2 separate regions of the Homo sapiens genome follow, and region 2 is linked to region 1. A link is an interaction called in ENCODE POLR2A ChIA-PET data of the cell type or tissue named here. Cell type or tissue: PC-3. All regions are shown on one strand.

Evidence for each region. Peaks named below come from ENCODE experiments on the same cell type or tissue, not always from the same donor. Only the 100,000 strongest peaks of a DNase experiment are listed, where the experiment ranks them.
Region 2: POLR2A ChIA-PET joins it to region 1 with 10 read pairs; 3 of 35 experiments call an interaction of 5 or more read pairs at or near these places.

The regions. Positions count from the first base shown.
Region 1 is chr2:231,057,708-231,065,707 of GRCh38, forward strand. PSMD1 (proteasome 26S subunit, non-ATPase 1) reads left to right here. Exons shown (of 25, transcript NM_002807.4): 2 at 3,560-3,603; 3 at 4,541-4,614; 4 at 4,799-4,968. It overlaps LOC112268432 (a long non-coding RNA gene), which reads right to left and starts at 39. Exons shown (of 2, transcript XR_002959456.2): 1 at 1-39. In PC-3, no CTCF peak of the experiment used is centred here; no DNase peak of the experiment used is centred here; H3K4me3 peaks cover 2,877 bases; H3K27ac peaks cover 362 bases.
Region 2 is chr2:230,747,456-230,755,455 of GRCh38, forward strand. The region is part of intron 1 of CAB39 (calcium binding protein 39); the gene reads left to right. It also overlaps the pseudogene RNU6-268P. Among named protein-coding and RNA genes, the nearest start is that of CAB39, 39 kb to the left of the region's middle. In PC-3, no CTCF peak of the experiment used is centred here; DNase peaks (open chromatin) are centred at 866 and 3,796; H3K27ac peaks cover 860 bases.

The DNA of each region.
Region 1 (8,000 bases):
AATGGATGGATCTGCGGAGCAGGTTTCATACGCGCAAACCATTGCATAGGTAGATTCACGTAGTGACATTTGCAATGGAGTAAGTTACAGAGATCAAGTTTCAATTGGAGACTTAAGCTCCCCGTTACAGATTGACTTGCATATAGCTGTCCAGAGCCTTGGTGCTTTTTTCCGTTGCCTATTTACATACCCTTTTCTCATTTTCTTACTCTGTGTTTGACCCACAAAGAAAGCATTTTATTGTAAACAAACTGGTGAGCAGAAGACAGTAATCTGAATGGTAAGGCGATCAAAACTTTATTTTTATGAGGATTGGTTAAGGAGATCGTTGGAGATACTGGGAGACGTAGTTACTTTCAAACATTTGAAGAGCTGTCACTTGTACCTGAAATAAGACTTTTTGTCCCCAAGAGATACAAGTGATCGCGAGATGAATTTTAGTTCAGTATCAGGAAGTTTTTCCAGTCAGAGCTTTGTAAAGATCAAATAAACACTCAGTTTCTTGCCACCTATAGGCCTCATTCTATTTCAAATCCATCCATTACCAATGTTTCTTCTAACTCGGCCCAAACCACCTTCATCTCTTGTCTGGGTTACTATATCAGCCTTAAGGCTTTGTTTTCGACCATTACCTCCGTACAGCCCGTTTTTCTTGTGGACTATGCTTTTTAAAACTTTAATCACATAATACTTCTTTGCTTACAATCCACCAGTGCTTACATTGTGTTTAGAGCAGCCGTGTCCAACCCTTTGAATTCGAGGACTTTTTTTCTTACTGTGGTGGTCGGACATCGTGAAAATTATATACAAACCTTTTTTTTTTTTTTTAAGCTCATTAGCTATCATTAGTGTTAGTGTATTTTATGTATGCCCCAAGATACTTCTTCCATTGTGGCCCAGGGGAGCCAAAAGGTTGGACACCCCTGGCATACAGTAAAATCCAGACTCTTAACCAAGGACCCACATGATCTGATTCCCGCCTTGTCTTGTAGTACTGTCTTCACTCAATACATCCTAATCACACTGGACTTTTTGTTCCTTGGATATGTCAGTTTCTCTCCTATCTCGGGGCCCTGGCACATTCTGTTCCTTTCTAGTCTTCTCTTCCTCAGATTTTCCCTTAGCTTCTCAATCTTTTGTCTCAACTCAAATGTTATCCTTCCCTGATCATTCTATTAAAACACGCTTACTCTCCCTCCACCACAGCTCTGTAATTGCCTTGTTTGTTTACTTGCCTGATCACTGTCTCTCTCTCTCTCTCTGGTAGAATTTTGAGCAGGAAGCTTGTTTTCACAATTCTAGAATACTGCTGAGAGCATGGCAGAAATTCAAAAGTATGTCTTGACTGAAGAGCTCAGTCAGCCAGTCAAAGCAATTAATCAGTCCCTTGAGTTTTTAAAGTAGAGGCGGAAAAAGCACTTGGTGACAATATAATAGACTTTAAGCCTCTTTAAGGTGGCAAAACTAATAATTTTTGAGGTCCTATCCTGAGATTCTGTGATGATCATATAGTGTATATTTATTACTGCCATTTAAGTTTATTGGATTACTTGTCAACTTCTGTTCCAAATCTTTTGTCACTTTGTTTTCTGTCCTATGGCTCATGTTGGCTTAGAATTTGTCCCAGGTGCTAAACAGGCTAGTCTCATGGTTCTGGTGTGGATTAGTCAGTTTGTTCATTCATTTATTGACCAGGCAGTTGCTAGGCATCACCATACAGTGGTGAATAAGAGGTCAACATGTTCTATTAGTTTTTTCCAAGAGGTTTGACTATGCAGGGGAATGGAGAGAGAGAGAGAGGTGCTTCCAGGCGGGAGATGTGAAATTGAGTGGGTTGGTGTTTTCTTTTTTAAACATAATACAGACACATAAAGGAAAGTTGTGCTAAAAAGCTTTAAAACAATAGTCCCCCACCTCACTTTCCCTTTCCTGATCCCCAGAGGCAGGTATTCCCAACTTTTAAGCTGTGTCTTCTGGAACATACCTCCGTATTTGTAAATAAATATCCAAATATTTCTGTCAATTGATTCAACAGTTTTAGACCAATATCTGCTCAGTTCCTATAACGGCATAAGAGGCTTTTAGCATCCTTAGGCCTTTCCCATTCTCTCCCCTCTCCAGAAGAGAGTTCTGTTTTGTTTTTAAGATGGGAAATACTAATGTATGGAGTGTAGAGTATTTGATTTAGTTCTGGTCCATGGCCAGAGGCTGAGTTTCCAAGCCAGGACAACCATGTAACCAGTTAGTCATAAGTGAAACCAAACCAGAGAATATAAAAATCCATCTCCCTTTTTGGTAAAAGCCGTTCAAATACATTGACTGAGGATAGGTAGCAGTTTTAGTATTAAGTGTTCTGTTATTTAAGATCTGTTCTACATTTAAAGCATTCTGGCCTGTCATCTTACTCCACATCACTAGTTTGCAATTTTTTCTTTTTCACTGATTGAATTTTGAAATTTATCTGTTCCCTGTGCTGTCCATTCAGAATCTCTGTTCTGGACTTGTCATACCAACCTAGAGTACCAAGAGGTTCTTTATATCTGCTTTTATGCTACTTTAGTTTTGCTTGGTAAATTTTGTATCTTTTCCTGTGTGGCTTCCTAAAGATTGCTTAAGCTATTTGGCAAACCTATACTTGTCAATTAGAAATGGCTACATCTAACTAAGTTGCCTTGACACTTTTTAATCAAACCACAGTTTCAACTCGGTGTTCTGGAATGATTTTAAAACCCACATGGAAAGCATTTGAGAGTGGTTTCCTTTGTGGTCTTAGTACAATAATTTCCCATATCATTTTTCCAATAATCCCTTTGACCTTTGACTATATTTCAAGGTGTGTTCTTTTGGAGAGGACAATTATTCCTTTTACTCTCCTATGTTAGTGGTAATACCTTGAGGCTAAGAGAAGCCATATGGAGAACACTGTGCTTGGGTAATTGAATTCAGAATGAGTATGATTGTTCATCATTTGGTAAAACCCAGGTTACTTGTGATAGGAAAGAGGTGCCATAATATACACACCTTGAAATAATTGAAGTATTTTACCTTGTTGATTTGATGACTAAATGCTCCCATTTTTGTAAATAATCTTATAACTGTTGATTTATTTTGTATGAATAATTTTATTCTAAAATTGTATAGGAAAGTTTCCCATTTTAATCAGTAAATTAGGCCAATGGTTCTCAAACTATAGAGAGCAAAAGAATCACAGTACTGGGCCCCATCCTCATAATTTGTGATTCAGTAGGTCTGGAATGGGGCCGAGAATGTGTATTTCTAACAGGTTCCCAGGCAATGCTGTTAGTCCAGGGAACACACTGAAAACCATTGAATTAGGCAAATGATGTAATATATGTGGTGCCATGAGGGTTTGATAATATAGTTAAGTCTTAAACTTGAGATATAAACCTTTACACTTTCAAAGAAAAATAATCATTCCCCTGGAGAAGTTACGCCTCAAAAAAATTGTTTTTCAGCCATCATGTATTTTTGACCAGGTGTTAATTTCCACTTTAGTGAGAATGTGTTTCATAATCATGTTACATCTTTTTTCTCATAGCTGGAATTATTTCTCTTCTGGATGAAGATGAACCACAGCTTAAGGTATGAATTGAAGAATAAGTAACTAGGCTTAGTGTGAATACTGTGAAGCCTTTTGAATTTAGTGATATCTGTAATCTTCCATCATTTAAAGTTGCTGTCCTAGCTGGCTTGTACCCAGTTACTGTAACCTAGCCAGAGAGGACAGTATTTTGGCCACAGCAGTTGGTTTCCCTTGAGTTTAACAAAGCTAAGACAAATAAACCTCGTTACGACACTTGAATAGCCCCCTAATTTCTTTCTTTTTTTTCTTTTTTTAATCTTTTTTCTTTTTTGAGACAGAGTCTCGCTTTATCACCCAGGCTAGAGTGCAGTGTGTGGTCATGGTTCACTGCAGCCTTGACCTCCTACACTCAAATGATCCTCCCACCTCAGCCTCCCAAGTAGCTAGGACTGTAGGCATGCACCACCACACTCAGCTAATTTTTAAATTTTTTGTTGTGATGGGGTCTCACTGTGTTGTCCAGGTTGATCTCAAACTCCTGCTCCTGGGCTCAAGTGATCCCCCCGCCTTGACCTCCCAAAGTACTGGGATTACGGGTCTGAGCCACCACACCTTCCGCTTCCCCCGCCCCAGTTTCATTATCAACAGAAAACACAAAAAGTTGTTGCTTCTGTTTCACATATTTAAAGTTTTTTATTTGATGAAAATTTGGAATGTCCTTCTGGTGGCTCTAGATACTTGATTCCTTTACATCTAAACCAGCAACCTGGAGTTAATTGTTTATATTCAAAGAAGAAAAATGTTGATGATTGAAAACAGAAAAGAAATGTGTAAACTCAAGAAAAAGTGTAAGTTGGTAAATTTTTATATTTGTCATAGAGTAAAAGTTTGAGTAAATATTACTGAGGATTTGATCATTGATTTGCTGAAAAGAATTTTTTAAGGAAGTGTAATGATAAGTCTATCTCAAAATAGGATTTTGGTTATCTTTTACAGGAATTTGCACTACACAAATTGAATGCAGTTGTTAATGACTTCTGGGCAGAAATTTCCGAGTCCGTAGACAAAATGTAAGAAATTATTTTTATAAATCAGAATAAGATGGATCAAATTTAATTGTGAATGTGGGTCTTGTGGCTTATTGATTCATTTAGAAATTTGCTGTTAACTGAATTGTGGCTTGAATATTTAGATTTGGGATTTTTAGGGAAAACCACAGTTTGAACTAGACCTGTACTTCCTAATTTCTTTCAGAGAGGTTTTATACGAAGATGAAGGTTTCCGGAGTCGGCAGTTTGCAGCCTTAGTGGCATCTAAAGTATTTTATCACCTGGGGGCTTTTGAGGAGTCTCTGAATTATGCTCTTGGAGCAGGGGACCTCTTCAATGTCAATGATAACTCTGAATATGTGGAAACTATTATAGGTAATTATCGTCTATCTGGTAAGGCTTTATCTTGTCGGCTTCTTTCTTGCTGTAGTGCACATAGAAGCTTTTTTCCTGAATTTGATGTTGCCAAATTTCATTTTAATTGGAAGTTCCTAATCTTTCTATAATAATTTTATGCAGGCTGAGTTTTTAGATCTGCCCTTCAACTGAGTGCTGGTTCTCAGTGGTTATGATGATCACCAGTCCAGTGAGCCTACTGTTAGAGGAAAAGATTAAATCAGATTAGTATGAGTAACAAGTGGTACCAGTTTGTGTAGTTTTTTCGAATACAGGAAACCATTATTTAGTATCTGCATTGTGCTAGGCACCGTGCTAGTCACTCTGCATACCATGGTTTATTCCACAGCTACCCCATGAGGAAGGAGCTAGCCGTTTTACAGATGAGACAACTTGGATTTTGAGATGATAAAGACATGGTTATTAAATAGAAGGATAAAATTTAAAACCTGGTTTTACTCACTCTAAAACCCATACTGTTTCTATTTGTAACCGTTGTTTTCTTACTTGTTTCCTTATTTTTGAAGGAAGGGGATAACACACAGGCAAGGCTTTGAATTTTCTGACACATATTTCAACCAGAGTTGTAAATTCAACTAGTTATGTAAGATTTGATACAAAGATTTTATAGTGTAAAAAAATGCTTGAAAACTGTTGATGTAGTAAATGAAAGAAGGGACTGCATACCCTTCAGACATGTGTTTATCAGACTTTGGATTCATAGTACAGAGAGCTCAAGGGCATGTTCTGTCAGGAGTGTGCAGTGCAGATATTTCACATTGCTGATTAGTAGAAGGTCTGTATTATTCACTTGAACACTTACAAGGAGGAAGTTGGTATTCTCTTTTAGAAATTGGGAAGTCCTGCACAAGGGGGTTGATAGAGGTACCATCAACTGTCCTTGGGATTCTGTGTTCATGTTTTTAAAGTTTTTGCTATGATGATGTGAAAATTTTGCAAGTTACTTTATTGCTGTTGGAGGCTCATTGAATTGAGCTGTCATCTGTGAATCCAGTGGGAAGAACTGATGGCTTAAAAGGATGGACCGTATTATTTGAAACTAGACTACTTTCTTCACTTTAAGCTAGAAGCAGGGGGTGAAATACCTTACTTATCTCTTTTATTTGATGGATTTTTTTTTTTTTGAAAACAGGGCAGGATCTCACTGTGTTGACCAGGGTGGTCTCAAACTCCTGGCCTCAAGCAGTTCTCCTGCTTTGGCCTCCCAAAGTGTTGGAATTAACAGGCGTGAGCCACCACAGCCAGCCTTTTTTTTTTCTTTAATGAAGGTTTATGGTTTTTTACAACAGTGATCTACAAATGCTTAAAATGCCACCATTGTACAAATTGTGCTTTTAAACTGGACTGTTGGTATGAAGTGCTATGGCATGGTAGATGCCTTCTAAACACTGTATCATTTTACCTTTGGAAGGTGAGTTTTGATCAGTAGACCAGTTCTGTTTGCATTTATTTATTTAAAAGTGGGGTTCACCCTTCCTCTAGTTTTGTAGGGCACATTTTTTAAGATGTCAGTGAGATTCATGAGGGGGTATACAAAACAGAATTTGGGTAAGGCTTCCTAGCGTCTTAATGAATATCGTAAACAGTACCTCCAGAAAATCCAGGACTCATAAATCTCCAAGTTATGACAAGGCTTTAGCAGGAAATGAGGCTGAGTTTTAGTTATAACATAAACCTGGGATATATTTATGACATATATGCAAACCTGGTGAATGAGAACATGAATCTCATTTGAAACCTGGGACATACATTTTTCCCCTTCAGTTATATAATCTAAGGAAAATTCCCCAAATGTTCTAATTTTGAGGTTCCTCTCTGATGGGGTAGGGGTAATGTTTCCTCACTTAGCTACAGTTGGTTCAAAAAGCTCACATTAGGGCCTGGTGGACATTTTCAACAACTGGAATTCTTTAAGGTCTATTTTGCATTATAACATCCACTGTGTTTTTTTGTTTGTCTGTTTGTTTTTTGGCAGTTTTTCTCTGTTGCCCGGGCTGGAGTGCAATGGCACGATCTTGGCTCGCTGCAACCTCCACCTCCCTGGTTCAAGTGATTCTCGTGCCTCAGCCTCCCAAGTAGCTGGGATGACAGGTGCACACTACCACACCTGGCTAATTTTTGTGTTGTAGAAATGGGGTTTTGCCATGTTGGCCAGGCTGGTCTTAAACTCCTGGCCTCAAGTGATCCACTTGCCTCGGCTTCCCAAGATTTTGGGATTACAGATGTGAGCCACTGACCCAACCCACTATGTTCTTATTAACTGTACCTGAACCTTCATGGTTCCAGCTGAATCTTGAATGTAGTATATTCCAATTTATAAAAGTCCTCTGCTTCCTTCAAGATATAGACCCATTTAACCCGGGTCATCTAGTAGGCCAACAATCATTTATGCTAGTTAAAATTATTTTTATTTCTTGGGGCTATGGTTTGTAACTAATAAATCTTGCCCTCGTCTTCTTACTTATCTTTGAAAGGGAAAGAAACAAGCCAATGAATTATGGAGAGGATAATTAATGTATATGTCATTCCTCTTGGGTGACTGGGTTTTTTGTTTTTTTGTTTTTTTTGTTTTTTTGTTTTTTTGTTTTTTGTTTTGAGACAGTCTCGCTCTGTCTCCCAGGCTGGAGTGCAGTGGCGCGATCTCGGCTCACTGGAACCTCCACCTCCCGGGTTCACGCCATTCTCCTGCCTCAGCCTCCCGAGTAGCTGGGACTACAGGCGCCCGCCACCACACCCGGCTAATTTTTTTTTTTTTGTATTTTTAGTAGAGACGGGGTTTCACCGTGTTAGCCAGGATGATCTCGATCTCCTGACCTCGTGATCCACCCGCCTCGGCCTCCCAAAGTGCTGGGATTACAGGCGTGGGCCACCGCGCCCGGCCAGGGTGACTGTTTTATCTTCCTTATGAAGGTGGAAGGCTTAGGGAAATGTCCTTCTTTTGGTTGTACTTAGAAAGTTTAAGGTGTGATTGCAAAGATATAACTAAATTG
Region 2 (8,000 bases), 310 kb before region 1:
AATTGAATTACAGTGGACAAAATGAAAACACATGTAGATTGGAACAGTTAAGTAAGAGAACTTTGAGACTCTGTAGAAGGAAAAGGTAGTGTTTATGTCTGAAACATGGATTACAGTGGTCACAGTGGTCATTTTGCAGTTATGCATAAATCTAACTTTTAACTTGCTGGCAAATAAGGGGGAAAATTAGCGCAAAATATAATGGATTATATAGTTCACCTTCCAGTGATTTGAGACATACCAGTTCTTCAAATAGAAACTTTTGCCATATTACTATGTTTTAAATTATGAAATATATAAGTGTATACACATAGGCTGTAGTGTAATGAATTTCCAGCTTCAACAGTTAATACTTTGCTAGCTATTTCATCTGTCCCCCACCTTGTTCTCTGAGAGAGGTGGAACTAAAGTATTTTAAAGGAAATCCCATATCACTCATACTTCCACATGTATGTCTAACTGATCAGGATATTTTTTACATACGTCATAATACCTAACAGAATTAACAGTAATTCCTTGTCATACCCAGTATATAATTTCCCTTGATTGCCAAAATATCTTTTTTTCAGTTGTTTATTTGAATCAGGATCCAGAGAGGGCCCATGCATTGTATTTGACTATATGAGGCTCTTATTATTTAAGTCTCTGCTGTCTTTTTTTTTTTTCCTTTTTCTTATGTTGTTTGGTTTTTTGGAGAAGCCTGACATCTGTCCTGTGAAGTGTCCATTTTCTGGGTTTGATTTACTGCTTCCCTATGGTGATGTTAAACTTGTTCCTCCCTCTTGTTGCCTGTAGACCAACCGCTAGATCTAGAAGCTTGATTTGATTCAGAATTGTAGTTGGGTGGGGTGGGCAAGGGAGAGTCAAATTTTGATAGATGATGCTTTGTACTTCCTATTGTGTTGTATCATGAGTCACACTGGTGTGTGGTTGTCCTAATAGATTAGTGTTGTCCATGTAGTTAGCCTGCGTATCCTCTATGAAATTCCCCATCAGCCTTTCACCTAATGGTTAAGGCCATTGGTGATTGTTGCCTAGTTCCATTATTTCATTAAGAATTACAAAATGGGTTGGGTGCGGTGGCTCATGCCTGTAATCCCAGCACTTTGGGAGACCAAGGCGGGTCAATCACTTGAGGCCAGGAGTTCGAGACCAGCCTGGCCAGCATGGTGAAACCCCATCTCTACTAAAAATACAAAAATTAGCTGGCAGTGGTGGCACCCACCTGTAGTCCCAGCTACATAGGGAGGCTGAGGCACAAGAATGGTTTGAACCTGGGAGGCAGAGTTTGCAGTGAGCTGAGATCATGCCACTGCACTCCAGCCTGGGCAATAGAGTGAGATTCTATTTCCAAAAAGAAAAAAAAAAAAAAAAAAATATATATATATATATATATATATATATATATATATAACAAAATGGTAATTTTTTCCTATCCACACTTATTAGCTATGAATCTCCTATAAAGAACTTTCCCTTGTCATCTATATGGTTATCCTGAAATATAGTCTATACAGAAAAAGGCAGGATAAATGTGCGCCCCCCGCCCCCGTGTTTTTTTTTTAAACCAATTGTTGGAGTGTTGCATTGTTGCCTTCACAACCTCCAAGGTAACCAAAGAAAATTATTTTTAGTATTATTATAATTTTAATGGGCGCTAATGTTTTACATATATTCTTATATATACATATGTTACTATTAAATATACAATACTTTAATGTGTGCAGATGCTTGATTTCCATGTTAATGCATTGTAATCATTATTTTTTATGCTCAAATTCTACCATCTTAGGCCTTTGCAGCACTTTTCAACTTAGCTCCTGTGCCTTTTTTAGCATGACCTCATAAGTACAGTATTTGCTTTCTGGAGTAACACGTCCCTGGCTCATCTTGGGTATTTCCTACTCTTTCATGAAGTCTTGGTTTCTTTTAGTAGGAAATGATCATGTATTGATTTTTTTAAAATACACTTTTTATATTTAGAAAAAAAGTATTATATGGACTTTGTAAATACTTAACCTTAGAAAAATATAAATATCAATTCATGTTCTCACTACCCATTATTAACCTTTGCTATTTTTTCTCTTAGCAAATCGCTCTGCATGTATAGATAAAGATGGGATTATATGTATGCAAACTTATATTTAAAGTGTTTTCCCTTAAGAGGAGTTGTAGACATTTTTTCATATCGGTAGAAATCCTCAGAAGCATTGATTTTAAATGACTTCTGAATGTTCAGTTCTATTTGCTGAGAATTCTGGTTGGTTTTCCTTTTCCTACTGTATTAAATAACTATTCAGTGGCCATCTTTGTATGTAAATCTTAGAGAAGCAATAGATTATGAGGATACACTCGTAGAAGTGTAATTGCGGGCTTAGAAACATTTTTAAGTTTACTGATACATATGAATATATTGATTGTAGTATGAAAGATACTGGACAACCTAATAGACACTGCATAAGAGTTGCTAAAAACCTGCTTTGAAGTCCCAGCTTTTTCGCTTTACTAGCTAGTTTCATGATATTTGAACAAACTAGCCAATAATTTTGAGCCTTAGTTTACTCATCTATAGAATAGAAATAATAGAACTTCTTGTAGGAACGAACAAATGGAGAATCCTGCTGTTACTTTGAGGATCAAAATAAATAATAGTTCATTCTACAAATATTCTACAAATATGTGCCATCTATGGTTTGAATGTTGTTTATTTCCATCAAAACTTATGCTGAGGCTTGGCCCCTAATGTGGCAGTGTTGGGAGGAGATATCTTTAAGAGGTGATTAGGTCGTTAAGAGGGATTAATGCCTTTCTCCCAGGATTGAGTTCTCACTGTTTTGGGACTGGATTAGTTAATGCCAAAGCAGGCTTTTATAAAGTGAGGCCACCTCTGCTGTTTGGTCTCTTTACATATGTCCACCTCCTCTTCACCATGTTAAGATATAGCACAAAACCCTCACCAGAAGCTGACCAGACGCTGCCACCTGATCTTGTACCTCTCAGCCTCCAGAATCGTGAGCTAAATAAACCTCTTCCCTTTATAAATTACCCCAAATTTCAACTGCTTCTTAAAGCTACTCTTGATTTATTTTAATGGAACCTAAGTTACCACATCTTTTATTTTTTTTTTACTTCTCCATATGTAGTTCTCAATTTTGTTTTTATTTTAAAAATTTTTAGTTATCACAACTTAGTTGCAGCTAAGAAAATCTTGCTTCCCATTCATCCAAAAGCTGAATCAAGACTTTAGATGTAGGCTTAAATAGAACAATAAGGTCATTCATTTTATTCCATTTTATATTGCTATCCAGTTTATATAATAGATATGCAGATACAGTGCTAAGCACTTTTTAATTCTTATACCATATCGTGAAGTAGCTATTGCTTTTCCCATTTTAGAGATAAGGAAAAGAGTGCTTAGAAATGTCTAAGTCAGTTGAGGCATAACAAAGTCAGGATTTGAACCCAGGCTATCTTTAAAACCCGTGTAATTAACTATTGTGCTTTAAATAATTGTTCTGTACTACCAGACAGATAGTCTAGCACTTAACACAGTATCTGTAAATAGTTATTGTTTTAATTAAGTAACATTAACACTGGAAGCAAGGGATTAAGTCTTAGAGCCAGTTATCTAAAAAGAATGTGTTCATGCATGTACTACATTTCACACTCCATGACTGCTTAAGAACCTTAATAATCCTTGTAGGCAACTATCTTATGATGTGTGGGGTTTTTTCTTTGTTTGTGCTTTTTGTATTTGACCACGAAGTTCGTGAGTCAGATCTAACACATATGTTAGTGTAGAGTCTTGTGAGCTCAGCTGTCTAGGAATGTGTTGTCATTCAGCAGTTTTTCATTATTGTCTCTAAACACATACGCCCACATCCATACACACCAGAATGTTGTCTTGAGAGCAGGCACTCTTGATGCCTTAAGTTTGTGACATATAGTAAACACAGTTAGAAATGGAGTGAATGAATGTTCTGCTGACTGGCTTATGGACCTTTTGACTTATGGACCTTTTGAGTTCTTTTCAGTATTTGTCAATACATAGGTGAAGAGGAGTGTGTCACATAACGCAAAAGCAGTCAGATCTCCAAAGATGGGCAGTACCTAACAGGCTTAACTTAAATGGTGTGGGCTTTTATTTTCCTAATGGGTATCCTGTATATTCTCTAGCACTTTCTTGGGATGTTGCTTTGTACTCTTGAAAATATTCTTGAGAATATTAATGTAATAGAGCAGTGATTTGATGTCTTTGTTCTTTGTAAGATAGAAGTGGCCATTTCTAGTGTCATCTGGTCTCCATCTGTTCTGGAGAAGAGAGTAGACTTCAGTACCAAAACCCCCCACAAATACAAAGCAAGTAATAAAAAGGAGAATATATGCCAAACTACTAATAATGACTGTCTCTTACAGGCTTTTCAGGTGACTTTCACTTTTCTACCTTATGTAATCCTTTAATGTTTGAATTTTGCATAATGAACAGTATAACCGTTTTTTAAAAGCTCGAATTTTAACTCTCTGTGATGGACTTAGATGCAGGAGTAGATGGAAAGAGTTTCATATTCTGACCACCCCCCCCCCCCCCACATACACACCCCCAACCTCAAAGGATATAGAAACTAGCAGAAGGATATGCTTATGTGCTTTTAAAAAGCAATGCCTTTTTTAAAGTGATGATTTTGGTGCTCGCTTTGGCAGCACATACCCTAAAACTGGAATGATACAGAGAAGATAAGCATGGCCCCTGCACAAGGATGACACACAAACTTGTGAAATGTTACATATTTACAAAAAAAAAAAAATATTTCAATGGTCAGTAAATGTCCCAATCATAGACAACCAGATCTCACACAACATCTCTGTCGTAGTCCATTTGTGCTGCTATAACGAAATATACGAGTCTGGGTAATTTATAAAAAACAAATTTATTTCTCACAGTTCTGAAGACTAAGTCCCAGATCAGGTGCTGGCATTCAGAGTCTGAGGAGGGCTGCATCTCACATGGTGAAAGGTGGAAGGTCAAAATAGGGACAAATGCCATGTCTTCACAATGGCAGAAGAGAGCAATCCACTCCTGTAGGTCCTCGTTATAGTGACAGGAGGGCAGAGTCCTCATGACCTAAAAACCTCCCATTAGTTTCCACTTCCCAACACTTGCATTGGGAATTAAATTTCCAACCCATGGATTTTAAGGTATATTCAGACCATAGAAATACCCTAGAGGTGATAGTGACCCCATTGACAACTCCTGGCCTTTGTGGAGAATGGTGAGGGTCTACCCTTAATGTCTGTAAAGATAGATTTAGAAAACAGAATTGACTGAAATCGTGAACTGAATATACATGGAAGAGTTGAGTAAAGTTTGCTGTGACAACCAAGTTTAGTGATGGAGTGAACAATGGATCCATTCACTGGGAAGGGGAACATTGAAAAAGAAGCAGGACTTAGATGAAATTTGGATTGCCTGGAGGACATCTATAGGGAGCAGCAGTTGGAAAGGTAGGCCATTGGTCGGGCTAGAAATGGATTTCAGATTGTTGAAACCATAGATGAGATCACCCAGAGGGAATATAGGGTGAGGTGACAGCCAAGAGTGGAACCTTGAAGGACATCAACATTGGAGTAGAGTCATTGAATTAAATGCAGAAAGGAAAATAAATAAATAAATAGATGCAGGAAAGGAAAGGGCATTGGGAGAGAGAAGAAAACAACTAGCGGAGAGCAGTGCATGAATGCGAAAGGGGGAAGCTAAATGTCCATGCGGATTCAGCTTGCAGTGTTGTAACTGTTCATTTTATATGAAAGTAATATGTTAACAGCCCCCCACATACCACCACTTTGGGATTCAAGTATACACCAATAATTACCATCAGAAGGAAGCCTGTCCCCATAGCAGGTACGGATTGCCACAACCCACTTTAGAATCCTGTCACTGTCTGGCTTTGTCCCAGTCACATTAATACTTTTGGCTTAGCCCAAGGAATCCTGCTGAGGTTTATTATAAACCATTTTTTGGCCAGACGTGGTGGCTCACACCTGTAATCCCAGCACTTTGGGAGGCTGAGGTGGGTAGATCACGAGGTCAGGAGTTCAAGACCAGCCTGGCCAACATGGTGAAACCCCGTCTCTACAACAAAAATTAGCCAGGCATGGTGGTACGTGCCTCTAGTCCCAGCTACTGGGGAGGCTGAGGCAGAATTGCTTGAACCCAGGAGGTGGAGGTTATAGCAAGCTGAGATCGCACCACTGCACTCCATCCTGAGTGACAGAGCAAGACTCCATCTCAAAAAAAAAAAAAAAAGAAAAGAAAAAACCATTTTTTAATGGACAAGGGAATTGTATTTGAAAGCCAAATGAATTATTTTATTAAAATATCTATTTCTGTTCATTTTCTTCGTGAACTTCAGTTATGTCCAAAACATAGTTAAGGCTGTTTTAAAACAATATTAAGAAAAACTTAGAACATACAGAAAAGTTAACTAACAGTGAAAACCCACACACCCACCAACCATCTAAATTTTAAAATTACAATTTTACCATATTTGCAAATGTGATAATCTGACTTAGAAGTAGTTTGGGGAGCAGAAAGGACATCAGTGTGTCTGGACCTCTAGGATCAAGGCCAGAGGCTGTGCTGTGAGTTGGAGATAGGTAAAACCTAGAGGGCCATGGTAAGGAATTTGGATTTTATTTATTTTAAAATTTTTTTCCCATAGGTTATTGGGATACAGGTAGTATCTGGTTACATAAGTTCTTTAGTGGTTTGTGAGGTTTTGGTGCACCCATCACCCAGGCAGTATAGACTGTACCATATTTGTAGTATTCTTTTTTCTTTCTTCTTTCTTCTTTCTTCCTTCTTCCTTCTTCCTTCTTCTTCCTTCCTCTTCTTCCTTCCTCTTCTTCCGTCCCCTTCTGCCTTCCTCTTCCCCTCCTTCTTCCCCTTCCCCTCCTTCTTCCCCTTTCCCTCCTTCTTCCCCTTCCCCTCCTTCTTCCCCTTTCCCTCCTTCTTCCCCTCCTACTCCTTCCGCTCCTCTTCCTCCTCCTCCTCATCCCTCCTTCTCCTCCTCTTCCCCCCTCCTCTTCTCCGTCTTGCTCTGTTGCTCAGGCTGGAGTGCAGTGGCACGATCTCAGCTCACTGCAACCTCCGCCTCCCAGGTTTAAGCAGTCCTCCTGCCTCAGTCCCCCTAGTAGCTGGGATTACAGGCACGAACCACCATGCACAGCTAATTTTTGTATTTTTAGTAGAGACAGGGTTTTGCCATGTTGGCCAGGCTGGTCTCAAACTCCTGATCTCAGGTGATACACCTGCCTTGGCCTCCCAAAATGGTGGGATTACAGGCATGAGCCACTGCGCCCGGCCTATTTGTAGTCTTCTATCGCTCGCCCGCTTCCCCACAAGTCCCCAAAGTCCATTGTATCATTCTTATGCCTTTGCGTCCTCAAAGCTTAGCTCCCACATGTCAGTGAGAACATTATGATGTTTGGTTTTCCATTCTTGAGTTACTTCACTTAGAATAATAGTCTCCAGTCTCATACAGGTTGCTGCAAATGCTGTTCATTCCTTTTTATGGCTGAGTAGTAGTCCATCATATATATACATACATACACACACACACACACTCAACAGTTTCTTTATCCACTCGTTGATTGATGGGCATTTGGATTGGTTCCATGATTTTCCTCTGGGTAGATACCCAGTAGTGGGATTGCTGGATTAAATGGTAGTTCTACTTTTAGTTCTTTAAGGAATCACCACATTGTTTTCCATAGTGGCTGTACTAGTTTACATTCCCACCAGGAGTGTAGAAGTGTTCTCTGATTACCGCATCCATTCCAATATATACTGTTTATTGATTTTTTAATTATGGCCATTCTTGCAGGAGTAAGGTGGGTATTGCACTGTGGTTTTGGTTTGCATTTCCCTGATCATTAGTGATGCTGAGCATTTTTTTCATATGTTCATTGGCCATTTATATATCTTCTTTTGAGAATTGTCT